4 separate regions of the Homo sapiens genome follow, and regions 1, 2 and 3 are each linked to region 4. Evidence: read pairs that join two places in POLR2A ChIA-PET (ENCODE). Cell type or tissue: PC-9. All regions are shown on one strand.

Region 1 (8,000 bases), 56 kb after region 4:
GATATGCATGAGCCTAAGGCAGGCATAGGCCAAGGGGAGCCCTTTGCACAGTTATTCTCTTGGCTACCAAGGTCATCACTGTCTAGCCAATCAGTGAGATCTCTGCCAGGTTGGGCTCAGATTGCCAACATGTGCCCTCAGTTAGCCCCCTGCATGCTGGCCCAGTGTCAGACAGTGCAGAGCTGAGACAGGAAGGGGAGGGAGAAGTCTAGATCTTCCAGGCCCAGGATCACACACAGTCTGGATGTCAATGGCAGCCCAAAGTCAGGAAGTAGAAAATGGGACCAGAGAGAGCATCCAAAAAACACCCAAGCCCATCCCAAACACTGGCTCTGAAGGGGGCCTTGTTGAGTGCAGAGTAGCTGTGTTTGCCATGGGGTGGGGGGAAGGAACAGCTTTCATGCACTTGGCATGGTGGGCACAGGAATAGACCACTTCTCCACTGACGGCTCACCTGGATCATGCCTTAGATTCCCTTAGTGCTTATCTTCCAAGGAGCTCAAAGAGTGAATAAATAGAGACAATTATTGACCTCGTAATCTTAGATAGCAGCATGGATATTAGGGCAATTTATTATCATTTACTACTTCCCCTTTCGAGAGAAGAGAAAATGAATGAGTATGGAAAATAAATCAACTTCTTGGGAACCTCAGCCTAGTTAACATATTACCATTGATTAAGCAGCTACCACATGCCAGACTGTTTGACTATGGAGATAGGAAGGGCGATAAGTCACAATTCCTGTCTTCCGGAAGATTGCCGTCTGGTGAGAGTCAGAGACATAAACCAGCCACTCCACAACAGCCTTAGGAAAGCTGCCGGGCTTTGCCGAGTGAGGGCGCACCAGGAGGGGAGAGGGAGGCTTCCCTGAGGAGAGGCCAGGTGAGTGGGAGAGATGAGAAGAAGGCCACAGATAATAACATGTTCTATTTTTTATATCCCTTCTGTGTGCCAGCCTCTTCACAAATAAGTCATCTAATTCCATGTGTGGAAACACAAGCTTAGAGAAGATTATAAGCCAAATGCCAAATTTGAACTTGGGCTTCCAAACTCCAGGGCTCAGCAAGCAGGCACTGCATTTTTAAGGCCCATCTCTAATAGTTTTTGTTCTCAACTCTGGGCGAGACCTGAGGCCTAAGGAAGCATCCTGGGGACCCAGTGCAGCCCCTTCGCCTCCATACATCTTGAATGCTGGTCTTTAAAGGTCCTTCTCCTGAGGAAGTGGGGCTGAGACTGTCTTGTGTGGTCATGTTTTGTTGGGTGGTTGGGGTTGGGGTCCGGGGGCGGACATCCTGTTCATGCAGCCTAATGAGGAGCTTCCACCTGCCCCTTGTGTTTCTCAGCACTGACCTGCTACCAGGCCCGGCTCTGGGCTGTAGCCAGGGAGGGGATGCCTTCCAGCCTAGCCGTGGCAGGAAGAGGCCAGGAGTCATTTTAGCCATTGGTTTGCAAAAGAAGAAAAGCTTTGCTGCTGCCGCCTGCACGCACCCGCACGCTCACTCCCCTTGATGCTGGAGTGATGCTGGAGAGCTCACCGCTGCTGCTTGCTTTTCTAGTTCTCTTCCTTCATTTTCCCTTTGCAGATTTCACTGATTTTGAATCTCTCACAATGGAGCCCTTGGTTTCCAGAGATCTGAGAAACAGAAAGTGATCACATTTTCCTAGAGGGGAGCTCAACATTCTGCTGGGGAAGTAGGAGATGTCGAGTCTGAGGTCATTTTCAGACACCAACTTGTTTTGTTCTATGAATTTAAGGAGATTTTAGAATTGGGGAACAAATAAAATCATTCTGTCAGAGCAAAGGAGAAACATCTTTGTATATTGCCTTAAGCTTTCCATGCACCGTTAAGTGATTAAAATGCAACTGAAAACTCTGATAGCAAAAAGAAAAATTAATAAATACAGTATAATAAGTGCATAAAGATTATTAGGGGAAAGGAAGACTCTTAGGACCAGCCATTCTATGTCCAGATTTGAATCTGCTTGGAGTGAATCACATATCCTTGAACTACAGTTGCTGTTCTTCTCAGGAATTTGGCCTGTCTGAGTTCATGTAAGCAGAAGCCCACAGATCAAAACCACTGTCAGCCACCAGCACAGCTTTTTGATAGTTTTCCAAGGAAGATCAATAGCACCTGGTCCTCTGGCCATTGTCACAGGTTTGTCACATCCGTAGGTCCTACCGAGATCTGTGGGTCCAGTTACCTCCCAGTGAGCAGAGACTTAATTAATTAATTTATTTATTTATTTTTGAGACAGAGTCTTGCTGTGTTGCCAGGCTGGATTACAGTGGCGCGATCTCTGTTCACTGCAAGCTCCGCCTCACGGTTCAAGCTATTCTCCTGCCTCAGCCTCCCAAGTAGCTGGGACTACAGGTGCGCACGACCACGCCCACCTAATGGTTGTATTTTTAGTAGGGATGGGATTTCACTGTGTTAGCCAAGATGGTCTCAATTTCTTGACCTCATGATCTGCCCGCCTCGGCCTCCCAAAGTGCTGGGATTACAGGCGTGAGCCACCACGCCCAGCTAAGACTTACTTTTTAGGTAGAGCTCACATCTACCTTCCTGGAAAGAGCTTGGAATGTTTAAATTAACATAAATACAGCCCCAATTTTTTTCATTACAGTACCTTTTAGAGTAAGTTAAAATGAAAAGCATAATGTTTAAATTATATAAAATTATGTTAATAGCTATAGCATTATAGCGTATGCCATCTTGACATTTTTGTAATTCCTATAGCGACTGAGGTAGTTTCACAACCCTGAAATCTAAGGCCATTTTCAGGAGCTGTGTTATTTTTTCCAAGAAACTAGAATTTAAGGTTGTCTGTTTTGCTGTCTTCTTTTTTCCGACCGTGGGATTCTCTATGGTGAGCGTAGATATCACTGATTGCCAATAGGCTGTCCGACTGCCTTCAAAGTAGTGTCTGCTTCTTGCAGCTTCTCTGTACATCTGGTGCTTCACCTGGAATTCCTGCTTGCAAAAGGGAGGAATCAAGCCTTATTTAGTCTCTCTTAAGGTTTTCATCATTTGAGCTCTCACCAGTTGTTGCTTCATAATGTCAAAGTCTCGAGCCTTGGAAGGTATCCAGGGGCAAATTCAAAGGCACGCAGCATCTAGCTTGATCCTGAATCCACAAAACCAGCTGTCTTCCCATCTTAGAAACAAGTCCTGTGTAAATAGAGAATTGGAGATGTCACCCTGCCTTTTCCTTAACTGTAACCATTTTCAAAAGTGAATATTGGATATAAACTAAAGTTTATAAACACATGACTTTGCTTGTCAAAAGTGTTCTCTCTAGAAGGCTGTTTATCTGGAATAAAACGCTGCTCCCATGCTGCCAGTTTCTTTTTCAGTGTTGACTTCAGAAGCACTTTACCAACTACACTGGGAAGTCAGTTAGTACTTTACTTTTGTAGGAACCATTCTGTTGTCCCAAACTTTGTGTCTCCTTACGTCACAACTGAGTTCTGTTCCATCCCTCCCTCCTCTGCCACCTGGGGGTGTGAGAAGCAGATTTCAGCGGGAGGAAGGCTGTGAGAGTGGACAGAGGCCTGGGAGAACCTCAGTGCTATTGGGAAGCAGGCTGAGTGCCAGACCAAGCTGATAACGTGAATGTGATGGACTCTGCCATGAATGGGAATTGTACCAGAAGTTCAGTAAGGGAAGTGGAGGGCTGCTTGCTCGAAACAGAGGCACTGAGAAGAGTGTGATAAATTTATAAGCAGACCTGATTTAATGCTACAAGCCTGATCTGTGAGTAATCTCCTGAATAATCTTTAATGAGTAAGCATTAAGTCAATAGACATTGGAAAGAACTCCAGTAACCTAATTCCCCATCCCCCACCCCACCCATGACAATTTATAGCCTCATTTGACACAGGAGGTGATCAACTTGTTTACCTGGCTCTGTTGGGCATAAGTTCTTAGGTCAATAATTGATGCGGTAACCATAATTTTAAATTAATATAATGATTTCCATTTCAGTTCAGTTCATAAAACCTGTCTGCGTCCCAGTATGGTACATGATGAATATAATTTTCCATTTTATAGCTGGAGAAATCGAGCCAGGAAGCAGTGATGCTAGAAGGGGACACTAGTCAGCGAAGTGCTGGTGTAAATGTTTTAACAACCAGCTCTCTGCGGGAAGAAGTCCTGGTTTGTAGTGGATGCCGATTTCCATCGTGTAAATACTCCCACCTTGGCTGATTCAAGCTACCAACATGGCATCACTGAATGCAGAGTTGGGAAGAATTGCACATTTTCAGCTCTTGTGAGCTGGTACTAGCTGGCTGCAGCATAATGGCATTAATGATTCAGTTTCTGGCTTCAGGCTCTTGGATGACCACTGAGGACCAGCTCAGACCACTTTAAATCCCAACTTAACTCTCAGATTCTGCTCAGCCTCTCACTACAGTGCCTTGAAGCGTGTTTTTCAAACTTTGAGTTGTAACCCATTGAACAGTCCTGAACTTAATTTAGGGAGCTGAATGAGCATTTTTTAAATGAAATAGAATAGAGTAAAATAAGAAGAAATGAATAGAACAACAGAAAATATCAGCGTGTACACCACATGTTTCAATGATGGATGATGGATGGATGGATGGGTGGATGGATAGGTGGATGGATGGGTGGGGTGGGTGGGTGGATGGAAAGATGGATAGATGGATGGATGACTACATGTCTATAGCGGGTTGGGGTCAAAAACTAAAAATATTGACCCAGAAGCCAATGTACCTCTGTTTTCTCATCTGAAAGATGGAGTTAATGGAGTTGCCTCCTCCCTGCCTGTGATCAGGCCAGGGGGTGACCAGATCACTCTGTGATAATGCTGTGGTGGTGCTAGCACTCTATCTAATCCACAGTTTATCCATTTGTGGTGACAAAACAGGGCAAAGCAGACAGGTCTGGCTTTGTCTCTTTGGGAGATGGTTGTACATTGTGTTTGGACAAAGTTCCGTCTTCATTGGGCACATGTTTTCTTGGCATTCAGCCACAGCCTAGAGATGCCTCCCAGTGGCTCTCAGCCTTCCTCTGTCCACATGTGTACACATGTGCACATACACACACATGAAGTTCTGCAGTCAGAGGGATCAGCCTTCCTAAGTCTGCTGTGAAATGTCATGGGGGAGAGTCCTTAGGAGCAAGGACTCTGTGTTGGAGGGAACTAGTGAACTTTTAAAAATAAGAGAGGTAATGATGAAAGCTTTCTCCACACTCTCTCCTGAGTCCCTCCTGGAAAAAGGTACAAGGCCAAGCAGTGTGTAGGAGTCATCACAGCAACCCCATGAAGCAGAGACTGTTAGCCATTTTCAGAGATGAGGACACTCACCCTAGGAAAGGCTCAGCAATGAGCCCTCTGCTCCCAACCTCACCTTCTGACCCCAGGCCAGTGCCCAGGCCAACAGCCCCTTCAGAGCCTCAGGACAGCCTGTTAGTCATCCAGGAAGCCCTTCCAAACTGGTTTTCTTATCTGTGAAATGGGATGTTGTTCTACGTAAGAAGCATTTTGCTGAGAAAAGAGAAATGGCTTTAGAGTCAGAGTATCCGGGAATCTCATGCTACTTTTTACAAATCACTGCTGTGAGATTGCAAGCAAATTACTTTACTATAGTTGCCTTGCCTGGAAAGTGGAGATGTTGACAATTTTGCAGGTTCATTATGAAGATTAACTAAGATAACGTTATCACATCACAAATCTGGAGAGATATATATTAATATGTCAACAGTGGTTATCACTAGGTGGTGGCATTACAGGTGGTTTCACTCTTCACTTTTTTGCCCGTTTTTATTCAGTGGTGTACCAGTAAATATTTAACAAAAGAAAAACAAAAAGCCTGATTTGTAGTGTTTGCCCATTTCCTTGGTGTAAATACTTCCACCATGGCTGATTTCAAGCTACTGCCATGACGACACTAAACATGAAATTGGAAAACGACATGTATGATTGGCTCTCACAAGCTGGTATCAGCCCACTTCAGCTCACCACTGTTTTTAACTGTGCACCGAACGTTTTGCTTGGGGGTAAATTAGAGAGAGAGGGAAGGAAAGAGAATTAATTAGCAGAGTGCCTAGCATTATGCCTGTCATTAGTTCTCCTCTCTCCCTGCCCTCCCTCCCTGCTTTGTCCCCCAGCCCGCATTGCTCTAATGGAACAGCACAGTGCCTGTGAACACCCAGCCGTGTGAAGTGGTGGTCTTCCTGGGAGCCAGCTGCCTGTCTTTGCTCGCCATCGGCAGGGCCCTCAGGACCTGGGCAGCCTGTAGAGGAGATCCTAAGGTTGACTCACTGAGGAATAATCAAGCAGATTCCCAGGTCCTCTCACTTTCCACAGGAGACATGCTCAGATCAGACACGTACAAGGTTGACACTTCCCTCTAGGGAAACTAGGAAAAGTCTCAACGGGAAAGGCCTGGAGGGGAACACACCTCCAGGTGGCCACAGTCTCTAAGGAGCCGAACCTTTACCTTCCGCTCACTGACATAACAGATGTGTGTGACTGTGGGGGTGGGGGAGACGGGATGGGCTCTGCAGGTCTCTGGAGGAATACAGAAGAATGGGGCGTCAGTGGCAGCCTGACAGGCCTCGACAGGTCACCCAGCATGTAAGACAAAGGTGCAGGGACAAATTCCCCACACCCTCCAATGTCTGGTCTCAGCCTCCCAGCACTCGGCAGTTTCTGGCACAAGAGTAGATGTTCAAGAAATTTTTGTTAATGCTTGGTTTGGTTTGTTGCTGTTGTTGTTTTAATTTTTAATATCACCTTATATTCCTTCATAGCTTGACCTGTTGCAGAAAGGATGTCAGGCAGCCATATAAATGCTTATTGAATAAATAAATAAGTTGTAGCCCTCATCAGCTCCTGGTTTTACCTGTTCCTGGATATAAAATGTGACTTTAAGTCGAAATGAGATGCGAAGTGTTAATAAAGTTTTCTGGTAATGGTATTTTTCTTTAATTTCTTCTAGGTTTTCTGTATTTTTTCAAATGTATCTTCGGAGAACTTGGATCCCTTTTGTTTTATTTTTAAAAAATGAATATATGTTACAAAAATAACCTGTAAATTAAAAGCAAATCGAGAGCTGTGTCAACAGTTAAGGCCCAAGAAGGGTCATCTCCGCGGCTCTAAGGCTCTGAACTGAGGGTCCTGCCTGCCCACAGGGTGTTGGCTGGGCCCAGGTTCGGGCTCTTGTCTCAGCCTCTCTTCCCACAGGCCTCCCGCCTGCCTACCAGGCCCTGACTAATAACGCTCCCCTCCAGCAACTCCCAGAAGACAGTGTGTGCCAGTCTTAGAAGTGGCAGTAGGGAGAGATGAGGGGGATGACTGGCCACACCCTTTAAAATACAGTTGGGCCTGTGTCCTGGTCACCCTCCATGAGGCAAGCAGCCACCTCGGGCACCTGAAACCTGGGGAGGCCCCTACAGTGTGAGTCACCTGCCTCCAGGCAGGCCTGGTCCACTCTTTCAATCATAGGCTTCCTTCAGGGCAAGTGGGGGCCTCACCCCTTGCCTATGATAAACCTGTCAGTTCCATTTCCCTTGAAGCAGCAGGGCTGCTCTGGGAATGCAGCACAGAGCCTGGGGGCCTCCCTTAGGTGTCTGTTGGGTTTGAACCTTCCCCTCTTCTGGCCTAGGATCGTGGTCAGGGGAACCATCGTGTTTGAGGGGTTTCATTAAAGACACAGGTTGAACCTAGCAGATGAAGGCTTGTGGGGGTTCTCAACCAGAGGAGGTTTAATTCCTGTATCACCCCTGCCAGTGTTCATGGCTGCCCTCTCAAAGCCAGTCAGCTAAAAGGAGGCAGTGCGGAGGTGCCTGCCAGAGCCCTGTCTCCACCCGATGGTGCACAAGATGTGACCATGGGTTTCCTATAACTGACCTTTTTTTGTCAGATAGATAGATAGATAGATAGATAGATAGATAGATAGATAGATAGTAGATAGATAGTAGATAGATGATAGATAGATAGATAGATAGATAGATAGATAGATAGATAGA
Region 2 (8,000 bases), 410 kb after region 4:
TTGTTGCTATAGGTGTTGGAGGCTATAGGTGTTGCTATAGGTGTTGCTATAGGTGTTGCTATAGGTGTTGCTATAGGTGTTGCTATAGGTGTTGCTATAGCTGTTAATTTATTCTAGTGTCCTAGTTTTTGTCTCCCATGTTGTCTTTGTGTTTCTCTAAAAACTCCTTAAATGGAATCGTTACCTTGCAACTCCTTCAGCTGTAATCCATTGTTATTATACGGCAATCACAGCTCCTTCAGCTGTCATTCATCGTTATTATACTGGAGCCATGTTGATGTGGTGGTAAGGTACACAAGGGAAATACAAATCATTCTATAATTCTATTATTAAAGCTCAGGCATGGCCGGGTGCGGTGGCTCACGCCTGTAATTCCAGCACTTTGGGAGGCTGAAGCGGGCAGATCACGAGGTCAAGAGATCGAGACCATCCTGGCCAACATGGTGAAACCCCGTCTCTACTAAAAATACAAAAATTAGCCGGACATGGTGGCAGGCGCCTATAGTCCCAGCTACTAGCGGGGCTGAGGCAGGAGAATCGCTTGAACCCGGGAGGCAGAGGTTGCAGTGAGCCAAGATCACGCCACTGCACTCCAGCCTGGCAACAGAGTGAGACTCTGTCTCAAAAATAATAATGATAATAATAATCATAATAATTAAAAAAATAAATAAAGCTCAGGCTTGTATCTCTGGACTGTGACTTTTTTCATCCTTAGGTGAGACAGAAAGGCTAGTGGGGCTGAATTTGGGTAACTTCCCCAGGTCAGATAAGGCTCTGATAACGTTTTTGCCCTGCTGACTAGGCCTTTGTTATAGAGAATACTGTGACATATTTTCGAATGGTTAATTTTCCTCTTACACTACCAGAAACAAGTGTTCCTTCCTGATTCTTTATAGTAAGAATCTGGTTGGGTTCCTAGAAGTAAAACCCACTAAGACTCCAACCCCCAGGAGTTTCTCACTCTTTTTTTTTTTTTTTTTTTTTGAGATGGAGTCTCACTCTGTTGCCCAGGCTGGAGTACAGTGGCATGATCTCGACTCAGTGCAACCTCTGCCTCCTAGTTTCAAGCGATTCTCCTGCCTCAGCCTCCAGAGTAGCTGGGATTACAGGCGCCCACCACCACGCCTGGCTAATTTTTAAAAATTTTTTTAGTAGAGATGGGGTTTCACCATGTTGGCCAGGCTGGTCTCGAACTCCTGACCTCAAGTGATCTGCCACCTCAGCCTCCGAAAGTGCTGGGATTACAGGCGTGAGCCACCGCAGGAGTTTCTCACTCTTATGCTGGTCCACACCCAGCCTTTAGCCATTCATCAGTTACCATGTAAGTATTCCTGCCAGTGTATGACTGCTCCAGGTAAACTGACCTCATCTGTGATTCTCCTTATTCTCCTGTCTCTCTGGATTTTGAGGTGATGCTTTGCCCTGCAACCTCAACTCTCTCATGGGTCCAAGAAAAATTATTAAAGTCATTGATTTTCAGTTTTTCAGCTTTCTTACTGAAAGGACGTGAGTGACAAATTCTAAGCTCTTTGCATGTCAGAAATGAAACTGGAATGTATTTTTTTCAAATATATATGTAATTATATATAATTAGTCTCTTCTAATTGGAATAAATGTCATAATGCTAATGCTTTTCGGTCACCATTATAGTAATCCTAAACCTAAAATACCTTGTCAAGAGTTTGATGTGATTTCTAATTTTTTCTCTATGTTTATGTGTTTCTGTATCTATATATATTAATATATATACATACACATATATAGATATGTGTATATATATCTATAGAGCTATGTGTGCACATATATACATATCTGTATGTGTGTGTGTATAAATCCACGTATACATTTTTTACATGGGTGTGATGTGTGTATAATGCTATGCTGTAACTTCTTTTTCCATTTAATATTCTCTATACTGTCTTTTCCTTTAAAAGCTAAATTTAGGGTGGGTGCAGTGGCTCATGCCCATAATCCCAGCACTTTGGGAGGCCAAGGCAGGTGGATCACTGGGGCCAGAAGTTTGAGACCAACCTGGCCAACATTGTGAAACCCCGTCTGTACTAGAAATTCAAAAAAAAATTAGCCAGGTGCAGTGGTGCGTGCCTGTAATCCCAGCTACTCATGAGGCTGAGGCAGGAGACTCACTTGAACCCAGGAAATGGAGGTTGCGGTGAGCCGAGATTGCGCCACTGCACTCCAGCCTGCGCTACAGAGCAAGACTTCCTCCAAAAAAAGATTTAAAAAAAAAAAAAAAGTAAGAAAATTAGCACGGTATGGTGCGCACCTGTTATCCCAGCTACTCAGGAGGCTGAGGCAGAAGAATTGGTGGAAGTTGCAGTGAGCCGAGATCACACCACTGCACTCCAGCCTGGGTGACAAAGCGAGACTCCGTCTCGAAAAAAATAAAAATAAAAATAAAAATAAAATAAAATAAAATAAAGGCTGGGCATGGTGGCTCACACCTATAACTCCAGCACTTTGGCTTTGGGAGGCTGAGACGGCCAGATTGCCTGAGTTCAGGAGATCGTGACCAGCCTGGGCAACACGGTGAAAGCCCTGTCTCTACCAAAATACAAAAAAATTAGCTGAGTGTGGTGGTGGGCGCCTGTAGTCCCAGCTAGTCGGGAGGCTGAGGCAGGAGAATTGCTTGAACCCTGAGAGGTGAAGGTTGCAGTGAGCCGAGATTGCACCACTGCACTCCAGCCTGGGTGACAGAGAGAGACTCCGTCTCCAAAAAAAATTAATTAATTAAATAAAATCTAGATTTATTTCAAATGAAGTTTACATTCAAGTGACAAAACTATTTTTCCTCAGTAATCTTGAAATTTCATCTATTCGTAATTACTAATTTTCTTCAATAAATATTGATGTCTCTTTGAATCTATAAATAAAATTTTGTATGGCCGGGCGTGGTGGCTCATGCCTGTAATCCCAGCACTTTGGAAGGCCGAGGCAGGAGGATCACTTGAAGTCAGGAGTTTGAGACCAGCCTGGCCAACATGGTGAAACTCCGTCTTCACTAAAAATACAAAAATTAGCTGGGCACGGTGGCACACGCCTGTAATCCCAGCTACTTGGGAGGCTGAGGCAGGAGAATCACTGGAACCTGGGAGGCGGAGGCTGCAGTGAGCCATGGTTGCCACCACTGCACTCCAGCCTGGGTGACAGAGCGAGACTCTGTCTCAAAAGAAAAAAAAAAATCTGTGATTCTAGGACAGGCATGGTGGTGTACACCTGTGATCTTAGCACTTTGAGAGGCCGAGGTGGGAGGATCACGTAAGGCCAGGAGTTCAAGACCTGCCTGGGCAACATGGCAAGACCCTGTCTCTAATAAATAAACAAATAAATACAAAAAAACATAAATAAGCCAGTCAGCCAGGCATGGTGGCACATGCCTGTAGTCTCACCTACTCAGGAGGCTGAGTCTGGAGGATCACTTGAGCCCAGGAGTGTAAGGCTGCAGTAAGCTATGATTGTGCCACTGCATTCCAGCCTTGGCAACAGAGTGAGACCCTGTCCTTGAAAAAAAGAGAAAATTTGTGATTCTATTTAAAACACAGGCAAATAAATCTTTAACTCATTTCCCATTAATTGCCTGAGCAAGTATTCAATTAACTTATGTCATTATTTTTCTAATTCCTCTATAAAATATTAACATATAATAAAAAAAATCTTTTGAAGGTTCAAGAGATGTTTTTGTTTTTGTTTTTGTTTTTGAGACAGAGTCTCTCTCAGTCTCCCAGGTTGGAGTGCAGTGGCATGATCTTGGCTCACTGCAACCTCCGCCTCCCGTATTTAAGTGATTCTCATGCCTCAGCCTCTCGAGTAGCTGGGAGTACAGGCCCCCACCACCATGCTAAAAATTAGCCATGCCCAGCTAATTTTTGTATTTTTAGCAGTGACAGGGTTTCAACATGTTGGCCAGACTGGTCTCGAACTCCTGATCTCTGGTGATCTGCCGCCTCAGGCTCCTAAAGTGCTGGGATTACAGGTGTGAGCCACTGCACCTAGCCAACAGATGTTTTAAAATACATTTTCTGGGGGCCGGGCGCGGTGGCTCATGCCTGTAATCCCAGCACTTTGGGAGACCAAGGCTGGCGGATCACCTGAGGTCAGGAGTTCGAGACCAGCCTGACCAACATGGAGAAACCCTGTCTCTGCTAAAAATGCAAAATTAGCCAGGCGTGGTGGTGCATGCCTGTAAACCCAGCTACTTGGGAGGCTGAGGCAGGAGAATCACTGGAACCCGGGAGGCGGAGGTTGCAGTGAACCGAGATCGCACCATTGCACTCTAGCCTGGGCAACAAGAGCGAAACTCCGTCTCAAAAAAAAAAAATTCATTTTTTTGGTAGCTACACTTTCAGACATATTTCTGATTCAAGATGGCAGACTAGGCCACGCGCGGTGGCTCACACCTGCAATCTCAGCACTTTGGGAGGCCAAGGCAGGTAGATCACCAGAGGTCAGGACTTCAAGACCAGCCTGGCCAGCATGGCGAAACCCTGTCTCTACTAAAAATGCAAAAATTAGCTGGGCGCAGTGGTGTGTTCCTGTAACCCCAGCTATATTGGAGGCTGAGGCAGGAGAATTGCTTGAACCCAGGAGGCAGAGGTTGCAGTGAGCTGAGATCACGCCACTGCACTCCAGCCTGGAGACAGAGCGAGACTCCATCTCAAAAAGAAAAAGTTGGCAGACTAAACACACGCCTCCATCTTCTTTCCTTCCCAAGGTCTCAATGAATTATGGAATTATAGGAAAGAGCCAGCAGGTGGAATCCTATCCATGGAGAAAAAGAAGAGGAAGTTGCACTTAGCCCAACACATGGTATGTAATAAAGGAAATCCTGGCAACTGGCAAACCCACGGTCAACAAAAAGAGCAGGGCTGTGCCAGGAAGCCATCTTTAGGGTAATTCATTAAGGAAGCATGCTTGGAATTACAGGGACTATCAGCTCCCTCCTATTCTCCTCTTCCACCATGATTCATTCAATGAATATTTGTTGAGCACATTGCAAAGCACTAGGCACTGTTTTGAGTGTTTTGCCCTCAGGATAAAGCGCATGAACAGTTTTCTAAAGCAAGTGGACAGGCAGCCCAAGGAGGGCACCCAGTGAAGTGCTTCATCCCCAGGTGAAGGAGAGCAGAGCTTGCGCTGCCTTTAGAACTCCATAGAAGACGTGGGTGGGGAGCAGGACAGGCAGCTCTGCCTAGGAAAGAAACACACGAAACCTGTTCCATTGGAAATACAACCCTCCTGAATTTAGCAATCGTGGGGTTCCCCAGACTGCTCACCCACACATCTTTTATTTAGTGAAGTATGCCCTGCCACTTACATGGAAGCTACCAGCTCTCCCCTCAGGGAGAGGCCTGCCGGAAAACAGATCACTGATACAGAAACACACACGCCCACCTCAGCCCAGACTAACCAATGGAGGGCTTTGTTCCTACCTATGAGTGAATGTCAGAGCTCGCTAAACAGGAGGAAAGGCCACAGAAGCATGGAGGAAAAGGACCGGGTAGGCCTGGTGGCTCACTTTGGGAGGCTGAGGCAGGTGGAGCTCTTGAGCCCAGGAGTTCAAGACCAGCCTGGCCAACAGGGTGAAACCTTGTCTCTACTAAAAATACAAAAAAAAAAAAAAAAAAAATTAGGCAAGTATGGTGGCGCATGTCTGTGGTCCCAGCTACTCGGGTGGCTGAGGTGGGAGAATCATCTGAGCCTCGGAAGTCCAGGCTGCTGTGAGCTGTGTTCACACCACTGCACTTCAGCCTGAGCAACAGAAGTGAGACCTGTCTCAAAAAAAAAAACAACCACAAAACAAAACAAAAACAATAATAAAGGACCAAGATGAACTAACTGAATAACAGACCCCCATCAGAAATAGCAATACCTCTGAAAGCAAGAGAATTTCAAATTGTCCTAATCAGTGTATACGGTATACTATGGCAGAATGCAAATGCGCTATGCCATGTATTAGTGTTAAGATACATGGCATAGTGCAAAAAGTCTTCAGTGAAAGGACATTAATCAGATAACTGAATGAGTGATTGCCAAAATACTGTAAAGGATTGGGAAAATGATCAAGGGGATTAGCTGTGAACCAAGTAATTGGGAGGACACAGTAGAGGAAGTCTCTCAGAACATAAATCATAAAGACAGCAGATGGAAGATATCTTAAGGTAAAGAAGGAGAGAACAGAGACAAGAGAGTGGGAAAATAAATAACAAAAGAAAATTTCCCCTAACTCAGGCAAAAATAACCCACCAAGTATCAAACAGGGCTAATTAAAAACATCTACATATTCTAGTGAGATTTCAGAAATCCAAAAGTCTTCAGTAGTGGGAGTTGAAAAACCATGTCACTTGCAAAGTATCCAAATTCAGACTGCTTTCAGATTTCTCATCACCAAGTGCTGGAAGGAATTGGAAAAACATCTTCAAAGATGGAGGAGAAAAGCGTTAGACCTAAAATGCTATACTTAACTAAGGCATCCATCAAATGTGAAGATAAAATAAAGATATTTTCAGACATAAAGATATTCAAAAAAGCCTAATCCTTCATGAGAAATTTTTTGAGGGGATTTTCCGAAAAAAAAAAAAAAATCTAAACAAATCCCAGAAAGGAAGATGACATGGGAGTAGCAACTAGAAATTGAAGTATAGGGCCGGGCACAGTGGTTCACATCTGTAATCCCAACATTTTGGGAGGCTGAGGCGGGAGTATCGCTTGAGCCCAGGAGTTTGAGACCAACCTGGACAACATAGGCACAGTGGCACATGTCTGTAGTCCCAGTTACTTTGGAGGCTGAGGTGGGAGGATCCTTGAGCCCAGGAGGTCAAGGCTGCAGTGGGCCGAGATCATGCCACTGCAATCCTCCAGCCTGAGTAACAGAGCCAGACCCTTGTGTTAGTCTGTTCTTACGCTGCTATAAAGAACTGCCCAAGACTGGGTAATTGATAGAGGAAAGAAGTTTAATTGACTCACAGTTCCACATGGCTGGGGAGGCCCAGGAAACTTACAGTCATGGCAGAAGGGGAAGCAAACACGTCTTTCTTCACATGATGGCAGGAAGGAGAAGTGCCAAGCAAAAGAGGGAAAAGCCCCTTATAAAACCATCAGATCAGCCGGGCATGGTGGCTCACACCTATGGTCCCGCCACTTTGGGAGGCCGAGGTGAGTGGATCATGTGAGGTCAGGAGTTTGAGACCAGACTGACCAACATGGTGAAACCTCATCTCTACTAAAAATACAAAAAAAATTAGCCGGACATGGTGGCGTATGCCTGTAATCCCAGCTACTTGGGAGGCTGAGGCAGGAGAATTGCTTGAACCCAGGAGGCAGAGGTTGCAGTGAGCTGAGATCACGCCACTGCACTCCAGCCTGGGCAACAGAGCTAGATCTGTCTCAAAAAAAAAAAAAAAAATCAGCTCTTGTGAAAACTCACTCGCTGTCATGAGAACTGCAGCATGGGGGTAACCACAACCATTATTCAATTACCTCCTACCGGTTCCCTCCCACGACACGTGAGGATTATAGGAACTACAATTTAAAATTAGATTTGGGTGGGGACACAGCCAAACCCTATCAACCTTGTCTCAGGGAAAAAAAAAAAGAAAAGGCTGGGTTCGGTCGCTCACACCTGTAATCCCAGCACTTTGGGAGGCTGAGATGGGCAGATCACCTGAGGTCAGGAGTTTGAGACCAGCCTGGCCAATGCCATCTCTACTAAAAATACAAAAACTAGCCAGGCGTGGTGGCACGCACCTGTAATCCCAGCTACTCGGGAGGATGAGGCAGGAGAATCACTTCAACCCAGGAGGCAGAGGTTGCAGTGGGCCGAGATCACGCACTGCGCTCCAGCCTGGGTGACAGAGTGAAATTCTGTCTCAAAAAAAAAAAAGAAAAGAGTAATTAAAGTACAGTAAAATATGATTAATGATGGAAATAAAAAATATGTTAGATATTGGTATTAGGAAGGTTCTCCTTTGATTGGCCAACTATTC
Region 3 (8,000 bases), 97 kb after region 4:
GGCATGGTAGCTCACACCTGTAATCCCAGTACTTTTGGAGGCTGAGGCAGGAGGATTGTTTGATCCCAAGAGTTTGAGACCAGCCTGGGCAATATAATGAGACCCTATTGCTACAAAAAAAAAAAAATGTCAAAATTAGCCAGGCGGGGTTTTGCATGCCTGTAGCCCAAGCTACTTAGGGGGCTGAGGTGGGAGGATCGCTCCTTGGGCCCCGGAGATGGAGGCTGTAGTGAGCTGTGACCGTGCCACTGCACTCCAGTCTGGGTGACAGAGTGAGACCTGTCTCAAAAAAAAAAAAAAAAAAAATACAGAAAGGTAGACTAGGATGGTAACTGAAAAAAAAAAAAAAAAGCTTTTGAATGTCTGCCTTTTTGGTGAAAAAGAATTCAAATTAATTTGGCTTTGAGAATTTTAAATGCACACATCATAATAATTGCATATACCCCAGAGCATTGTAAAATCAGAGTTGGAAATCTCTTACCATCTATACTATAAAAGCAAGAACCTAATCTTGCAAGCAGAGTTTTAAAACTCCTGAGCCCAAGGAAGATATCAGTCTGCCTGTGAAATTTGCCTCCATCCTTCTTGTGATTATCTTTTCCCTCCCTATCCCTTTTTGTCCTTACCTTCTCTCTAGTGAATGTGAGCAGAGAGGAGGCCTCACAAACCTGATTTTTTTTTTCAAAAATACAATCCCTAGGAAAACCAAGGAAAGAAATAAGAATAGAGAGCGAGCATGTGCTCATTTAGGCCCTCGCCTAATTTCTTTTATTCCCCTCTATGTCTTTTTGGCCCCTTTCGTGACTGTACAACTAATGCTGTGATGGTTTTGAAGGTAGTATTTGTAGTCTGTTGGGTGTGAAGGGAGCCTTTTATCATATCCATCTTTTGGGAGCTTTTTTCCCCCTCTGCAAATCGAAACAGGTATTTAATTCAGGCATATTTAATTTTAAGTGTTAAAAAAAACTCCCATCTACTAGTATAACACTATTCATTTATTTTGTCCATCATGTAGGTGCCGTAGCTCTGGAGCATATAATTTAGGGTTCTGGACTTACTGCAGGTACCTGGAGGTCATCACCGTTAAGTGAATGAGTTCTTTATTAGCCAATATTTGATCAAGCCTTGAAAATACTAATAATTATGTTCATGGGCCTGCCTGCTGAGATTAGAAAACGAAAAAAAATCTTAAAGCTTTCATTTCTTGCATAAGTGAATAGCCAGATTTAATCTTCCTTTCATCTGTGATTTATATTTATTACATTTGGTGAGCTTGGTTAGTGGTTTAGATTCCTTAGGTTTTTGCTACATCCAGGTTCCTATTATGCAGTCATCTTTGATAAAAACTAATGCATGCAACCCTGGACCCTAGAGTACAACATGATGCCAAATCCCTTTCCAAATGTGTTTCCTACTAAAGCAAACTATATTGAAAGGCATTAAAGAGAAGCATTCCCTGGTCGCTTCCAATTGGAAATATATATATTTCTTTTTCATAAATCACATTCACATTTTTCTCTCTGTCTCATTACCTCTATTGTGAGCACTCCCTTTGCCCACATGCTCATGAGAAAGTGATTATGGTGGGTTGTGCCCTCCTTAAGAACATGGCTGGCAAACAGAGTTTTTTTAAATGGGTGATTATTTGCATGAAAATGAGTGCATTTGGACATATTGGCATGCATCAAGGGCAAAATCCAGACAGTGAGAAACTGCAGATTGGACAGCAAGAGTCTTCAACAGAAAAATTGTAAGGAAAAGAATGAGGGGGAAATTGGTCACTTAAAATAAGTTTAAAAGGCATGCAAAAAATGGGAGGACTGAAATGCAGCCTCTGACGATACACGCGTGGGTGATGACATCATAAACACACACAAGGACACAAAGACTGTGGAGCCAGGAGTCTGCTTACTTTTGGAGGGAGGTGGGTGGCTACAAGCAGACCAGACACATGGAGTGGGGTGCTTGGCAAAGTTCTGTGTCTCCACCTGCATGACGGTTACCTGGATGTTGCCCTTCCCATCCCTCCCAACGCAGAGCATCTCTTTCGTGTGGTGTTCAGTGCCCATGCTTTATTTTACAATACAAAGCTTTTCTTTTAATGAGTCTACTCAGGGTTCACGTAACCAACAGTCTTTCGGGAATTTCACTTTAGGGATTAGGATCTAATAATAAAATGTGTCTCACTTTTCTCACTAAGAGGGAAATTGAAATTCCAGCTGGAAATTCACCAGTAGGATTGTCTGACAGCTTGGTCAGAAATTAGAGAAAAATTTAAAAAGAGGACCAGTGGATGGGGCTTTTCTAGGCTCTGGCTACAGAAGACTCCCCTGGTCTTTATTTTTTTCCACGTTCATTTATACAGTGAATAATGTAGTTATCACTTATAGTAATGGAATAAGCCCTTGCAAACTCACCTCCTCTAAACAAAAACAAGGACCCTGATGGCAGCCATATTGCTCCCTGCCTTTCCCCTCCTTACCTTGAGTAATGTTTAAAGAGCACAGAGATTTGCTTAAGGGAACCCATCCCTGCTGCCAGCACCCATTTCCTCTATACCTGTTGCCCCTGAAAGTGCCATTCTGAAATGACTACCCTAGTGGTGTGATTTAGGATGTCCTCTAACATCCCTCCAGCTGGGGTATCATTTCTTTAAGGTTTTTTTCCCTGTTAAATTCAGTGCTTCTAGAGAAGGAAACACCTTAATATGAATGAGTTAGGTGAGAGTTCCAAAAGAGGGTAAAACCATAAAGAGTATGACTCTGGAAACCGGCGATGAGGGCACAGGAAGGAAGACCCAAAAAAGAGGTTGCTGGGAGTTTTGCCTTTTCTTTTTTCCTTGTTGGACCTGGCCTAAACTTGTTGATATTTTTCAGCTTATATCTGGAATCCCACTAAAACACAACATTTATGTCTGTCCCCAGGGCTGGATGGTACCCACAGGACTTAGTGCATAGGCTTGAGTCCAAACTCAAGTCATGTTTGGGAAGAAACAGGCCAGATTCCACCCCATGAGGGCAGGGACCTTACCTGGTTTTGCTTACCATTCAATTCTCAATTCTTGGCACAGTGCTTGGCACATAGTAGGTGCTCAGTGAACATCTGATTTAAAAAATGAACCAATAGACTGAGTATGGTGGCTCATGCCAGTAATCCCAGAACTTTGGGAGGCCACGGGGAGAGGATTGCTTGAAGCCAGGAATTCAAGACCAGCCTGGCCAACATAGTGAGATCCTGTCTCTACAAAAAAATTTAAAATATGCTGGGTGCAGTGGCTTATGCCTATAGTCCAGCTACTCAGCAGGCTGAGGTGGGAGGGTCCCTTGAGCCCAGGAATTTGAGACTGCGATGAGCTATGGAAGGCAGCTACGCTCACCACTGTACTACTAATGCTGCACGATGTAGACCACGGTGAGCTATGATCGCACCACTTTACTTCAGCCTGGGCAGCAGAGTGAGACTCTGTCTCTTAAAAAAAAAAAAGAAAGAAAGAAAAGAAAAGAAAAGAACAAATAAACAAGGGACCAGACTAACAAACAGCTTGAAGCAAAAGAGATAGTGCAGAGATCTTCCAAGATGGGCAGTGAGAAAGTGTCTGTGGTCTCTCCAGGGGCTGCCAGGGATGTCCTTCCCCTCTCCTCCACTCCTGAGTGTTTTCCCGTCTGAAGCCCAGGGTCGACCACCTGTGCTCTGTGCCTGCCTATCCTCAACAGGAAAATCAACCAGTATAGAGTTCTTGAGACGTCAGAGCTCTTACCGCAGTCTATCCCTCTTGCACAGCACGTTTTGGGTCATAGAAGTATTTTCCCACAGATTGTCTAATTTGTGCTATACAATACTCCCATGCAGTGGGTAATTCCCACCTTACAGAGAGGAAACTGAGACCGAGAAGGATTAAAATGGCTTTTGGGGGGGCAGAGCTGTAACTAGATCTCAGAACTTTGGATCCTTACAACCCACATCCTTTCTACTGCACTGTCCCAGGCACTAATGCAGACAGAAAGCCTCATCAGGATTCAGACCTGCCCTCAAGAAGCTGAAAATATGATTCTGAAAGAGAAAACTCCCATAAATAGTGAACATACCAATAAACATAGAGCAGCACTGCCTGATCCTTTCCCAGTTTTACTCCTCAAGGATGCTCTGAAAGATGAGTTAGCTGTTGCTTTTTCTTAGAAGGGTTCTTTCTATGTAAACTTATTTCCAGAGTGTAGAATGGGTGGTTCAGCCTGTCTTCAGCTGTCTGCTGTAATGGAGAGGAGAGGGAGAGCATAAATAATAAAAACCCAAAGTTAATCCCAAAGATCCCATTTTAGTCACTTGTGTCAATCTCACACTCCAGCAGACCTCTTTAGAAACAACCACATCATAGATAGGAAAAAGAAAGCAAAATATCTAAATAAAAATCCATCTATAAACTAGATAATCTTCACCTTATACCAGTGTCATCTATAACAGAGTTAAAACTACTAACACAGAATGTCCGTGCTTTTGGACTTTCTTCCTCCCAGACTGTATCACGTGTATTCTCTCATTTGATGTCTCAATTATCCTGTGCAGGAGGTAGGGCTGATGTTGAGGTTTAGAAAATTTAAGTGACTTGTGCAAACCCCAGTGGCCACTTAGTTGCAGAGCTGCAACTTGCACCAGAGCTCTTTCCAGCCCCCAACTCTTTTCCCACTTCTACAACCGCCCCTATCTCCTCCAGTGGCTTCTCCTTCAGCCGTCCTTGAGAAAGACTCAGCAGCAGCAGCTCAGCCACCTGTGAGTCTGCAGCACTGGCTCTCACCAGCTCTGTGGCTCACATCACAGTGGTTAAGTGTTCACTGACCACTTGGCTGTGTTACAATCATTTAATTAGTCTGTGTCACAGAGGAAAAGATGCTTTATTTAGAAGCCTAATAGTGAAAACTTCTGAGTCTTCAATTCACTATGGTCTTCAATTCACTATGAGCTTGGTGGCATTTGGATGATCTTGGGGTCTTCCAGCTGTGCTCTTAATCCACTTTGTACCGGGAGGGTAAACAAGGGAGGGCTTTGTTCAGGGTGCGGCCACTGTGTTGAGGACTACAGGAAGGTTGTAGCTGGGTTAGCTGAGACAAGACAGACAGGAGGAAGGCAGGATAATGAGAAAAGCCACATTTTAGGACCTTAGGAAAAATAACCAGACCTTTTTATGCTCTTCTTGCGATGAAAAAAGTGTAGAATTTATCTTCTTGGGACCTGGGTTGGGGCAGTCTCAAAGTTCACATCCACGTGACAGTTGACAGCCAGTGCTTCTCAGCCTCAACTACATGTTTGAGCCACCTGGGAAGCTAACACTCTGCATAGTTCCAGTGGTAGCCAAGCATGGGAATGATAGTCAGAGGGTGGTGTGGTGGCTGTCACACATCCTAGACTAGGGTGAACTACATTTCCTAGAATTCCCTGTCCTGTGAGTTTCTAATTGGGATGGAGCCTAAGAGAAATTCTTGGGAGATTCCAAGGATGGAAAGGCAGCAGCACTTTGCAACACATACGTTGTCACTCATTTGCCAGCCGGGCCTGCAACTGTTCCACCTTCTGGATCCTCCTTCAGCTTCTCTGACTCCTGGGCCAGGTGTGTGCATTTAGCTCCATGCTGAAGAGCTGCAGCTTCTGCAGGACATTTGTACCATCGAGGTCAAAGGCAACAAGAAGTGACATGAGTTTCAGTCCATCTTCATGAGGTTCCAGTTAAGGCCTGTGAATTCGCAATTGTTCTTCCCGACTGCCTGTCCTGTGAACCTCACATACTCACATCAGATGCAAAAACAACCACCTTGTAGAAGCTGCTTAACCAGCTCTTACTATTGCAAAAGGTCAATACCTGAAATAAATTCATGTAAATGCTGATAGATATGTCTGTACTGTATTAATCCTTGTGTTCTGCTTCTTCCCTTGAGAGCTGATATGGGTGGTTTTCAAGATTATGGTTGTTTGAAGGATTGCTATCTACCGAAGGAGGCCCAGTATAAGAAAGAGATTCCAGTGATTTTGATCCATGGAAAGGCAGAGCTGACGGCTCCCTGTCTCTACCCCCACATCCCCAGGGGGACACCTGAGGGGCACCCTTTGAAAATCCTTGGTAGATGAGTAGTCTTCAAGTCTAGTGGTAAATGGGAGGCCCCTGAGGAGAATCTGAAAAATGCAAATTCCTGGGTTTACCTCAGATCCAGAAATCCAGCTATCAAATGACCAATCTGAAGGTGAGACTTTTTTTTTTTCTTTGAGACAGGATCTCACTCTGTTGCCCAGGCTGGTGTGCAATGGCAAGATCACAGCTTACTGCAGCTTCGACTTCCTGGGCTTATTCAATCCTCCCACCTCAGTCTCCCAAGGAGCTGGAACTACAGGCATGCACCACCATGCCCAGCTAATTTTTTTTGTATTTTTAGTAGAGACGGGGGTTTCCCCATGTTGCCCAGGCTGGTCTCGAACTCCAGAACACAAGTGATTCACCCGTCAGGCATGAGCCACTACACCCCAGCCTTTCTGGGGTGCTGGGAATGTCATTTCTGATCCAGATGCTGGTTACGTGGGGATTTTGTTTGTGAATAGGCATCCAGCAGCACATGTGTGATTTGTGCCTTTTCCTATATGCATAACTCCATTGAGAGTTTTATAACACTCCCACCTCCCTCCCACCTTCCCATCCATCCCTTCCCATGGAGTATGGAGTAATCCCATACTCCAGTGACTGGCCAAAGCTGAAAGCCACTAGACTGCATGATTCCTTAGACACCCTTCCTGGCAAAGTAAAACACAGAGAAGGGAAATAGAAAAATGTTCAGCAATTGGGGAGTAGTTAAGTCAAGATACATTCATCATTCTAATGATATAATCCTATGCCATTATTACAGCATTGAAGGAAAAAACAACAGTGAGGCAGCCAGTCAACTTGAAGCAACGAAAGTGGGTTGCAGGAGCTATGAGAGAAGCCAGTTTGAAAATCACATTGGAACCAGATCGTGGAAGGCTTTGAATGCAAACTGAGGAAAAGGAAAAGCCGCTTGCCAAAGGAGTGATTGATAAAAGTAACTTTTTTTGTTGTTGTTTTTTTCGAGACAGAGTCTTACTCTGTCGCCCAGGCTGGGGTCCAATGGCGCAATCTTGGCTCACTGCAACCTCCACGTCCCGGGTTCAAGTGATTCTCCTGCCTCAGCCTCCCAAGTAGCTGGGATTACAGGCGCCTGCCACCATGGCCAGCTAATTTTTGTATTTTTTAGTAGAGACGGGGTTTCACCATGTTGGTCAGGCTGGTCTCGAACGCCTGACCTCAGGCGATGCACCCGCCTCTGCCTCCCAAAGTGCTGGGATTGGTGGCTCACACCTGTAATCCCAACACTTTGAGAGGCCAAGGAGGGAGTTCAAAACCAGCCTAGGCAACATAGCAGACCTTGTCTCTACAAAACAATCAAAAATTAGCCAGGTGTGGTGACACGTGCCTGTAGTCCTAGCTACTCAAGAAACTGAGGCAGGAGGATCACTTGAGCCGGGAGGTCAAGGCTGCAGTGAGCTGAGATCTCATCACTGCACTCAGCCCGGGCAATAGAGTGAGATCCTGTCTCAAAAAAAAAAAAGAGCAATTATAAATCTAAAATTATATTATCCATCATATTTAACTGCTCACAAAGTATGTTGTTTGAAACACAAACTTAACAATGAGCAGGCCCCGGGGCTGCAAACAGGGACTTACCCTTCCTTGGAAGTCAAGACAGACTTTTCAGTCTCAGCTTCTTTCTAAAGTGCCTGCAGTCTACACATGGTTCAAAGTGCACTTAAATGAGTGGGAAGAAAAAAGTCAATCCCAAGTTCTCCCATTTTGAAGACCTCATAGGTTCCTGTGGGGTACAGCTGTTAAAGGCAAATTAAGATTTTAGGTGTATCGTGCAGGTGCATAGTGCAGGAAGAACCTTCACAGACTAGTCCATTTTTAGGCAGTAAGTGCCCAGAATACAGCCAACAGTGATCCTCAACGG
Region 4 (8,000 bases):
TTTCAAATGCTTTTTTTTTTTTTTTTTTCAGAGCTAATTTTCAAACCCAATACAGCATGCTTTTCTTACCAAATTTTGTGAGCATCTGTCTCGAGCCGTTCAGCCCCTGACAGACGCTCAGCAGCCTCCAGAACTCCCACAGATGTTGTGTGTCCCAAGAAAGGCCCACTTCCTGTTTCTGGCCACTAGCGGGAGGAGAGGTGGTCCCACCAGTTGCATTTTGCAGGGGTTTTCCTTGCCGCCATTTCCTGCCGGTTGCCTTTGAATGGATTACAGATGGTCAGAAAAAGACTTCTTGGCACAGTGAGAGGACCAGTCTCCAGTGCTTTGTGGGAAAGGATTTATAGCAGGATGGCAGTTTACGCCTACCAAGAATGGGCCTGGCTGCCGCGGCCTTATAGGGAAAACTGCCTGCCTGCAGAGATGGGCTCTGGGGGTGGAGGGAACGGCCAGGATGAAGGGGATGTTTAAATCGATGTGGCACCTTTCAGCCAGTCGGTGCTTAGACCGCCGCGTGTCCACAGATGTTAGGCCCCTGTGGAGGTGTCGGGCCCCGGGAAATGAGGTGCTGCTCCTGGTGCATCAAGCGCTTGTGGGAAGTATTATGAATCCTCATCTTTTCAGAGAGAGGTACAGCCAGGTGCTGTTGTTCCCTACCGCCCGCCCTTTTTGTTAAAGCCACAATATAGAGCACATTTAATTTGTTTTTGTTTTGTTTTGTTTTGTTTTGTTTTTTGAGACAGAGTCTCGCTCTGTTGCCCAGGCTGGAGTGCAGTGGTGCAATCTCTGCTCGCTGCAACCTCCGCCTCCCAGGTTCAAGGAATTCTCCTGCCTCAGCCTCCCGAGTAACTGGGATTACAGGCGCCCACCACCACGCCCAGCTCATTTTTGTGGGGCTTTTTTTGTTTTTTTTGTTTGTTTGTTGTTTTTTGTTTGTTTGTTTTTTGAGACCGAGTCTTGCTCTGTCACCCAGGCTGGAGTGTAATGGTGCGATCTCTGCTCACTGCAACCTCCGCCTCCCGGGTTCAAGTGATTCTCCTGCCTCAGCCTCCGAAGTAGCTGGGATTATAGGCACCTGCCACCACGCCCAGCCTAATGGTTGTATTTTTAGTAGAGATGGGGTTTCACCATGTTGGCCAGGCTGGTCTCAAGCTCCTGACCTCAGTCAGGTGATCTACACGCCTCGGCCTCCCAGAGTGCTGGGATTACAGGCGTGAGTCACTGCATGTAGCCTACATTTAATTTTTAAACTTTTAAAAATATATGTAACTTAAAATTTTAATACTTTAACCAGTTTAGAGTGTATAATTCAGCGTTACTAAGGACATTCACAGTGTTGTGCAACCATTGCCACTATGCATTTCCAGAACTTTTCTATCATCCCAAACAGAAACTCTAAACCCATTAAACAATAATTCCCCATTCCTGCCTCCCCTCAGCCTTGGTACCTGTTCTACGTTCTCTATTCTACTTTCTGTTCCTATGAAGTCACCTATTCTAATCATCTATTCCCCTCATATAAGGGGATTCATGCAGTGTGTGTCCTTTTGCGACTCGTTTCTTTCACTGAGCGTAATGTTTCCAAGGTTAATCGATGTTGTAGCATGTACCAGAATTTCCTTCCTTTCAAAGGTTAAATAATATCTCATCGTATGTATATTTGACATTTTATTTATCCAATCATTTGGGCATTGTGAATAATGCTGCTGTGAATGCGGGTATACCTGTTTCCATCTGTGAGTGGGTCAAATGTATACCTGTTTCTATCTGTGAGCGGGTCAAACAGAGACCTGGAGAGAACTGATGTGACTGGGATGATGCTTCAGTCCTTCCGAGATAAGCCAGCCGAGGTGCACCTCTCCATCAGAGCTGACAGGAATGTGTGTGCGGAAGGGCCCTGTGCAGGATTGCTGGCCGAGGGGTCAGATCAAGCTGGCACTCTGCTTGCCAAACTGTGCGCCCCCTGTGCTGCATCTGACCAGAGAGGGTGCCTTTTTCTAGCTTGCACAAAGGTCCTTGCTTCATGGTCTGGAAGAGTCCTGCCAGAGCTGAAAATCTGAGAGGCCAGGATCACACAAGGCCACTAGTGCTTTTGCTTTCCAGGGAGGAGGCAGCAGATTGCTGGGCAGAGGTTGTATAGGGAGGGTTAGGAAGGCTGAACTAACTGGGTCAAGATTCCTGGGATTGGGTCTCCCTCTGTCAGAAAACAGGGCAACCTTGTGCAATTACAGAGCAAGTCCTGGTGATCTCCATCTGTGAGATGAGGGGAGGACTGTAAGGTCCCTGCCAGTAGTATAGGGCTGCCTGTCAATAAAGAACTGGCAAAATTCATGGGGGACTAGAGAGAGGCAGGGGCAAGCCTCTGGGAACAGGGTATGGACGACATAGAACAGGAAGGTGATGGAACTTCACAGAGGGAGGATGGTACAGAGAACTTAGAAATCTGAGAGCCAGGGAAGCGCCTCATAGAAAGTGTGATAAAGTAAACAGCTACATTCTTTCTGACCAAAGATGGTGGTGGAAGGAGGAGGAGAGAGAAGTAGTGGCATTGATCCTTCATAAAATTATTCAGCACTTACTGTGTACAGACACAGAATAGAGGGTGCAAGAGGGAAACAGAATCGTGATTCTTCACTTGTGCCCTGTGAAGCTCTCCTGTTGCATGAAGAATTGCAGAGGTGTGAGGGCGTGTTTTGTGTGTGCACATTTCTCCTGGGGATGGTTCTGTGGTTTTTCCTTTTCCTTTCCTGTGGACTTCTTCGCCCTTTCAACAACAACAACAACAACAAAATGTTTAAAGAAATTTACAGCTTGTGGGGGAGACACACCTGTGCCCAGAAATAACAAGGGGGTGAGCCACATGGGAGGGGGATGGAAACACGTGAGGAATAAGCTTGCTGCTTTAAAAGTTGCATTTTGGTGTTAGGGTTTGTGATACATGCAAATCTCCTGAGGAAGAGTCCTCCCTGTTTGGGGTAAAGGGCTGGGGACAGCCACTTGCAAATCTAGCCCTATTGACATGATTGGTGTTTGGATTTTTACTGGGAGATAGACTGACAGAGATACAGAGAAAGACTGGTAATATGTATGCTAGCTGGAGAAGCCACCTTTCAGTCCCATCTCTGCGTATAGTTGATCGTCGAGGAACTCGATGGTGCAGGGGGAAAGGCGTAGCTTTGCAGTCAGACCTTAGCTAACTTCTTGGCCCTGCTGCTTGCTTGCTGTGTGACTTTAGGCTAGCTACCTTGCCTCTCTGTTCCTCTGCTTGCTCATTTGGACAACAGGACCAGACCTAGGAAGATTAGGGATAAGTCACCAGCTGCCATCCTATAGATGGTCAGAAAAATGGTAGCTGGTATTATTGCCTGGAGGAGAGGGCAGGTCTGAGAAATCCAGTGGTTTCCCTGGGTTAGTTTCAGGGTTGTAAATCATTGTGGGATACACATAAAAAACGAGCCAGAATTTGAGAGCAAGGGGAGGGAGGTGTTGTGGGAAGTTGAGTTTGGAAGTGTCTAGGTGAAGAGGTAAGTTATAAGGAAGCGGGGCAGCAGGAAGGAATAAGAACTGAAGTGACATATCCTGGGGGCAGAGATGGCTTTCTGCCCCTTTTGATATTGACTTTCATTATCTCTGAGATCTGTCTGTATCTTGTCCTCCAGCTCAGCCTACACACCAGGGCCCCCACTGAGGGCATTTGCAGAGTCTGGGGAGATGGGAAACCGGGAGCTCCTGAGAGGGACTCTCTTGCAGGCAAGTGAGGATCACTTTCCAAACAGGCAGGCCATATGGAGCATGGGTACCCCTTCTGTGCAGAAGGAGACACCACAGTGTCTTGCAGCAGAAGCCCATGCTCGCTCTGTGCTCGTTCTTCAGGAGGCACAGGGATCAGTGCTAGGCCTCTTAAGTCAGAGAGATCTGGGTTCAGCACAGAGGAAAGTCCTATAACCTCTCACAGCCTTATTTTTCCCATCTGCTTAATGGGATATCACAGGTAGCTCATAGGGTTGTTGGCAAAGTTGAAGGAAGTGAACACACAGCATTTAGCTCAATGCATGGCCCATGGGAAATGCGCAGTGAACATTTCCTTTGGTTGCCATTGAGTAGCCCCTGGAACAGAGGACTAGGGGGTGTCCTTCAGGATGAGCTTCCTCATGGTCCTCTCCTGTGGGAACAGTGTGCTGGTGAAGGCTGTATTCCCGATGCCATGGGGCATGACAGGCATGAGGAAATGACATCTGGAAATGGTCCTTAAACCAGGGCCCTAGGCAGGGAGCCAGGAGTGTGCAAACGTGGTGGCACATCTTTCAGAATGTCAGTTCAACTCTAATTCTACAGGAAAGTATTTTTTTATCATTATATTTCATCAACTCTAAGATGCCATTTATCAGAAAATACATTGTTATTTTATGTAACACTGAGAAAAAGCACTGCCAATTAAACTACAGCCACTGTGGATTCTAAGACATCCTGATTTTAAAGATGTTACAATGGAAGTGGGGGTGAGTGCAGCTTAGAATTAATAAAATACAGTAGGGCAAAAATAGAGTATCAAGGAAAATTTGCATTAATTTTTAAGATAAAGCATGAAATTTGAAGAGTCACAGAAAGCTCTTGTGGTAGCCTCAGAAGGTGCAGGTATGTGTGAACTTGCCAGCCCATCAGGGCAACTCTGTTTAAAGAGCTGAGAGCAGCTGGGGCTTAATCTGCCTCTAAGTTCAGATGGGAAGCAGGAGGGAAGGAAGTGGCCCAGACTTCAGAGCACCCATTGTCATTCAGGGGCCTGAACATCCTCAGGGAGCCCCAGTGACCTCAGGGCCCCTGGTGAATCATTTGTGTTCACTTCACTTAGAAGGAAAATCAACATACAGCACTTTCAGGAGGAGAAGAGGTGTCATGAAACCAAGCAAACAATGGCTACACCTCCAAGAGGGTGGGAAACCACAGGACGGCACCACCCTGTAAGAGAGGCAGCTTCCTGTGACTTGTTGTCTTTCAGTACAGCCTGCATGACCCATGAGCAGCACATCTTCTAGCGGGGGCCCAGCCCTGGTGTTTTGGTGTTTGGGTGGAGATTCAGGGAGAAAACCAGGCTTGACCCTCTTGCCCTTAAGAATTCCTGCGCATCTCAGGTCTGTCAGAAGGGATCTGGTTACACTAACTTCTTGCCAGAGCCCTCCCCACCTGCATATCACTACGTAGGGACGGACTCTGGGCAGTTGTGGTGTTGTCAAGGAGTGACGCCCTGGTGTGGTGACCAGCCTTCTGCCACCTCCTTGGCAGGGAAGTGAAATCACACCTCCAAGCCCTGTTGAGATTGTCCATCTCCTCTCAGGCCAGTGGTGATGGCCTGTCCCCTCTGATGGACTAATAATAGGGTGGTGATAATGGTGCAATAATGGTCAAATTCAGTGGAGCAGTTTTATTTTCAGACTGCTGTGTCGTGGGGTTAGGAGTGGAGGATAAGCCTTAGGTCATGGGACTTGCAGGTGGAGGAATGGAGGTGAGGAGACCAAGTGATCCACTGGGGTGATAGCTAGTGGCAGACCTGAGTCTAGAGCCATGCAGTGCAGGGAGAGGGCCCAGAGAGGAGCAGAAAGCAGTGACCCAGCCCTGAGAACACACTCTGGGCTGGCAGGCTGAGGGAACTGGAGGCTAGAAGAATAGTCACTGGGCCGAGGAGCAGCATGCTCTAGGCTGGGTGCACGGAGCTGCAATCATGGAGGGCCTGGACCTCCATGAGTAGATTTATTTAATGATGCTTTTTCTTCATGCAAAAGTGATATGTGATCACTGTAGAAGATGCACATCAACAAAAGAAGAAAAAAGCTAGCCTATACCCCTGTCATCTGGAATTAACCAGTGCTGACCTTTTGTTTGTTTCCTGTAACTTACAAAAATGGGATAATTTTGTATTATGTTGATTATGGTGAGTACCTTTCCTAGTTATTAAGTATTCCATTGTAAATGTATTTCATAATTTATTTAACTAATTCCCTGTCATTGGATATATTGGTTGTTTTCAGGTTCTCATTATTAAAAATAATATTGCAATCAAATGAATATCCTTGTAGCTAAATTTTTGCACACATTCATGATTATTTCTAAAGCATAAATTCTTAGAAGTGGAATGCTGAGTCTAAGAGTGTGCTGTTTTTGAGGCTTTTGATACTCATTGCTAAATTGCCCTCTAGAAATATTGTTCCAATTAATACTCCCATCAGGAGTGTATGAGAGTGGCTGTTTTCCCAACTCTGGCCAATATCTCACCAAAGATTGTCAGATATTTGATGATTTAATAAGTTCAAATGTTATCTTATTTTAGTTTTCATTCTTATGATTACTAATAAGGTTGAACATTTCGTTAGCTTTGTGTATGTTCTTATATGAGTTGCTTTTTCATGGTTTTTGCTTAATTTTCCATTGGCCTATTAATCTTTTTTCCCATTGTTTTCTAAGAGCCCTCTATAGATTAAGGCTAACTTACCCATGTCTGTCATATTTGGATCACATGAGTTTTAGGAAATCTTAATGCTCAAACATTTTCTATCCAATCTTGCCTATAGGACCAAAGTAGCTAGGAAAATAGAAATTTCCAGATAATTCTCAAACCACATGGCAGGTGTTACTGAATGCTGGCAGGGGCCATTTCGTATGAATAGTTATGCTGACAAGACAGTACTAATAATAAAAACTACCATTTACTGAACAACTATTATATGCCAGGCACTTTTCATATATATTAGCCTTTCAGTCTTATCACCCTGCAAAGAGCCGAGTAAACTGGGGCAGAGAAAAATTAAGAAGCTCTTTTAAGATCACACAGCTAATAAGTGGCAGAGCCAGGATTTGAACCTGGATCTGTTCATCTCTACCACCCATGTACTTTCTACTGTCCTGAGCTCTTGTTCTTGGGGTAAACAATAGTTTTACAGTTTAGGTCTTCCTTAGCACCATCCACATCTGGACCTGTTGGTTGGCTCTAGAAGAGTCAACCCTGCCCTGATTTTACCTGCCCTTGCTGCTGTACATTATTTCTCAGCTGGACCTGTTCTCTAGGCTTCCAGCCTGCATGCTTTCTCCTTGTTGCTAGAGGTCCTGTCTGACTGTTTTGCTACTGATAAAGAAGCCCAAAAGATACCAGGATATGATTTCTCTCTCAAATTTCAGGATCAAAAGTTAAAACTAGATCCATCCAGTCCTTAATCTAGTGGCCAACTCCCAATGTTCTCACCCATCAAGCCAAGAAGTGAGTTGGAGTGCACATGGTAACTGGTCTTCAGAGGTGCCTTTTCAGGGAACACGCCTCCCATGTAGTCTCTTCTCTGTGACGCTTGGCTCACCCTGTGACACACTTTATGTATGTGTTTTAATAATTGCCATTAAGATATAATTCATATGCCACAAAATTCACTCCTTTAAAGTTGTTTTTGGTATTAATATATTCACAAGTGGTACAACCAACACCACTATCTCATTCCAGAACATATCTGTTAGTCCCGAAAGAAACCTTGTACCCATTAGCAGTTGCTGACCATTCCCTCCTCCCCTCAGTCCCTGGCAACTACGAATCAACTTTCTGTCTCTATGGATTGCCCAGTTCTGAACATTTCGTATAAATGGAATTATATAATATGTGGCCTTTTATGTGTGGCTTCTTTCACTTAGCATAATGTTTCAGGGTTCATTCATGTGGTAGCAGGTATCAATACCTCATTCCTTTTTGTAGCTGAACAGTATTCCACTGTAGGATATGCTACATTCTGTCTATTCATTTACCAGTTGATGGACATTTGGATTATTTTTACCTTCTGGCTATTTTGAATTGTGCTGCTGTGAGCATGTGTATAAGTTTTTGTGGACATATGTTTTCTCTTGGGTATATACCTAGGAGTGAAATTGCTGAATCATATGGTAACTCCATGCTTAATTTTTTGAAGAACTGTGAAACTGTTTTCTAAAGCAGCCGCACCATTTTAAATTCCCACCAACAATGTATGAGG

What was found. ChIA-PET counts read pairs that join two places held together with the same protein. Peaks named below come from ENCODE experiments on the same cell type or tissue, not always from the same donor. Only the 100,000 strongest peaks of a DNase experiment are listed, where the experiment ranks them.
Region 1: POLR2A ChIA-PET joins it to region 4 with 7 read pairs; 8 of 35 experiments call an interaction of 5 or more read pairs at or near these places.
Region 2: POLR2A ChIA-PET joins it to region 4 with 6 read pairs; 1 of 35 experiments calls an interaction of 5 or more read pairs at or near these places.
Region 3: POLR2A ChIA-PET joins it to region 4 with 7 read pairs; 9 of 35 experiments call an interaction of 5 or more read pairs at or near these places.

The regions. Positions count from the first base shown.
Region 1 is chr7:105,790,613-105,798,612 of GRCh38, reverse strand. The region is part of intron 2 of ATXN7L1 (ataxin 7 like 1); the gene reads left to right. Among named protein-coding and RNA genes, the nearest start is that of ATXN7L1, 82 kb to the left of the region's middle. RefSeq lists enhancers at 1,373-1,873, 2,943-4,142, 5,692-6,248, 6,249-6,807. In PC-9, no CTCF peak of the experiment used is centred here; DNase peaks (open chromatin) are centred at 3,732 and 7,422; H3K27ac peaks cover 660 bases.
Region 2 is chr7:105,436,588-105,444,587 of GRCh38, reverse strand. No RefSeq gene overlaps it. Among named protein-coding and RNA genes, the nearest start is that of SRPK2, 52 kb to the right of the region's middle. In PC-9, no CTCF peak of the experiment used is centred here; DNase peaks (open chromatin) are centred at 4,957 and 5,337; H3K4me3 peaks cover 531 bases; H3K27ac peaks cover 1,907 bases.
Region 3 is chr7:105,749,885-105,757,884 of GRCh38, reverse strand. The region is part of intron 3 of ATXN7L1 (ataxin 7 like 1); the gene reads left to right. Among named protein-coding and RNA genes, the nearest start is that of ATXN7L1, 120 kb to the left of the region's middle. In PC-9, no CTCF peak of the experiment used is centred here; no DNase peak of the experiment used is centred here.
Region 4 is chr7:105,846,500-105,854,499 of GRCh38, reverse strand. The region is part of intron 2 of ATXN7L1 (ataxin 7 like 1); the gene reads left to right. Among named protein-coding and RNA genes, the nearest start is that of ATXN7L1, 26 kb to the left of the region's middle. RefSeq lists an enhancer at 1-601. In PC-9, no CTCF peak of the experiment used is centred here; a DNase peak (open chromatin) is centred at 4,869; H3K27ac peaks cover 1,462 bases.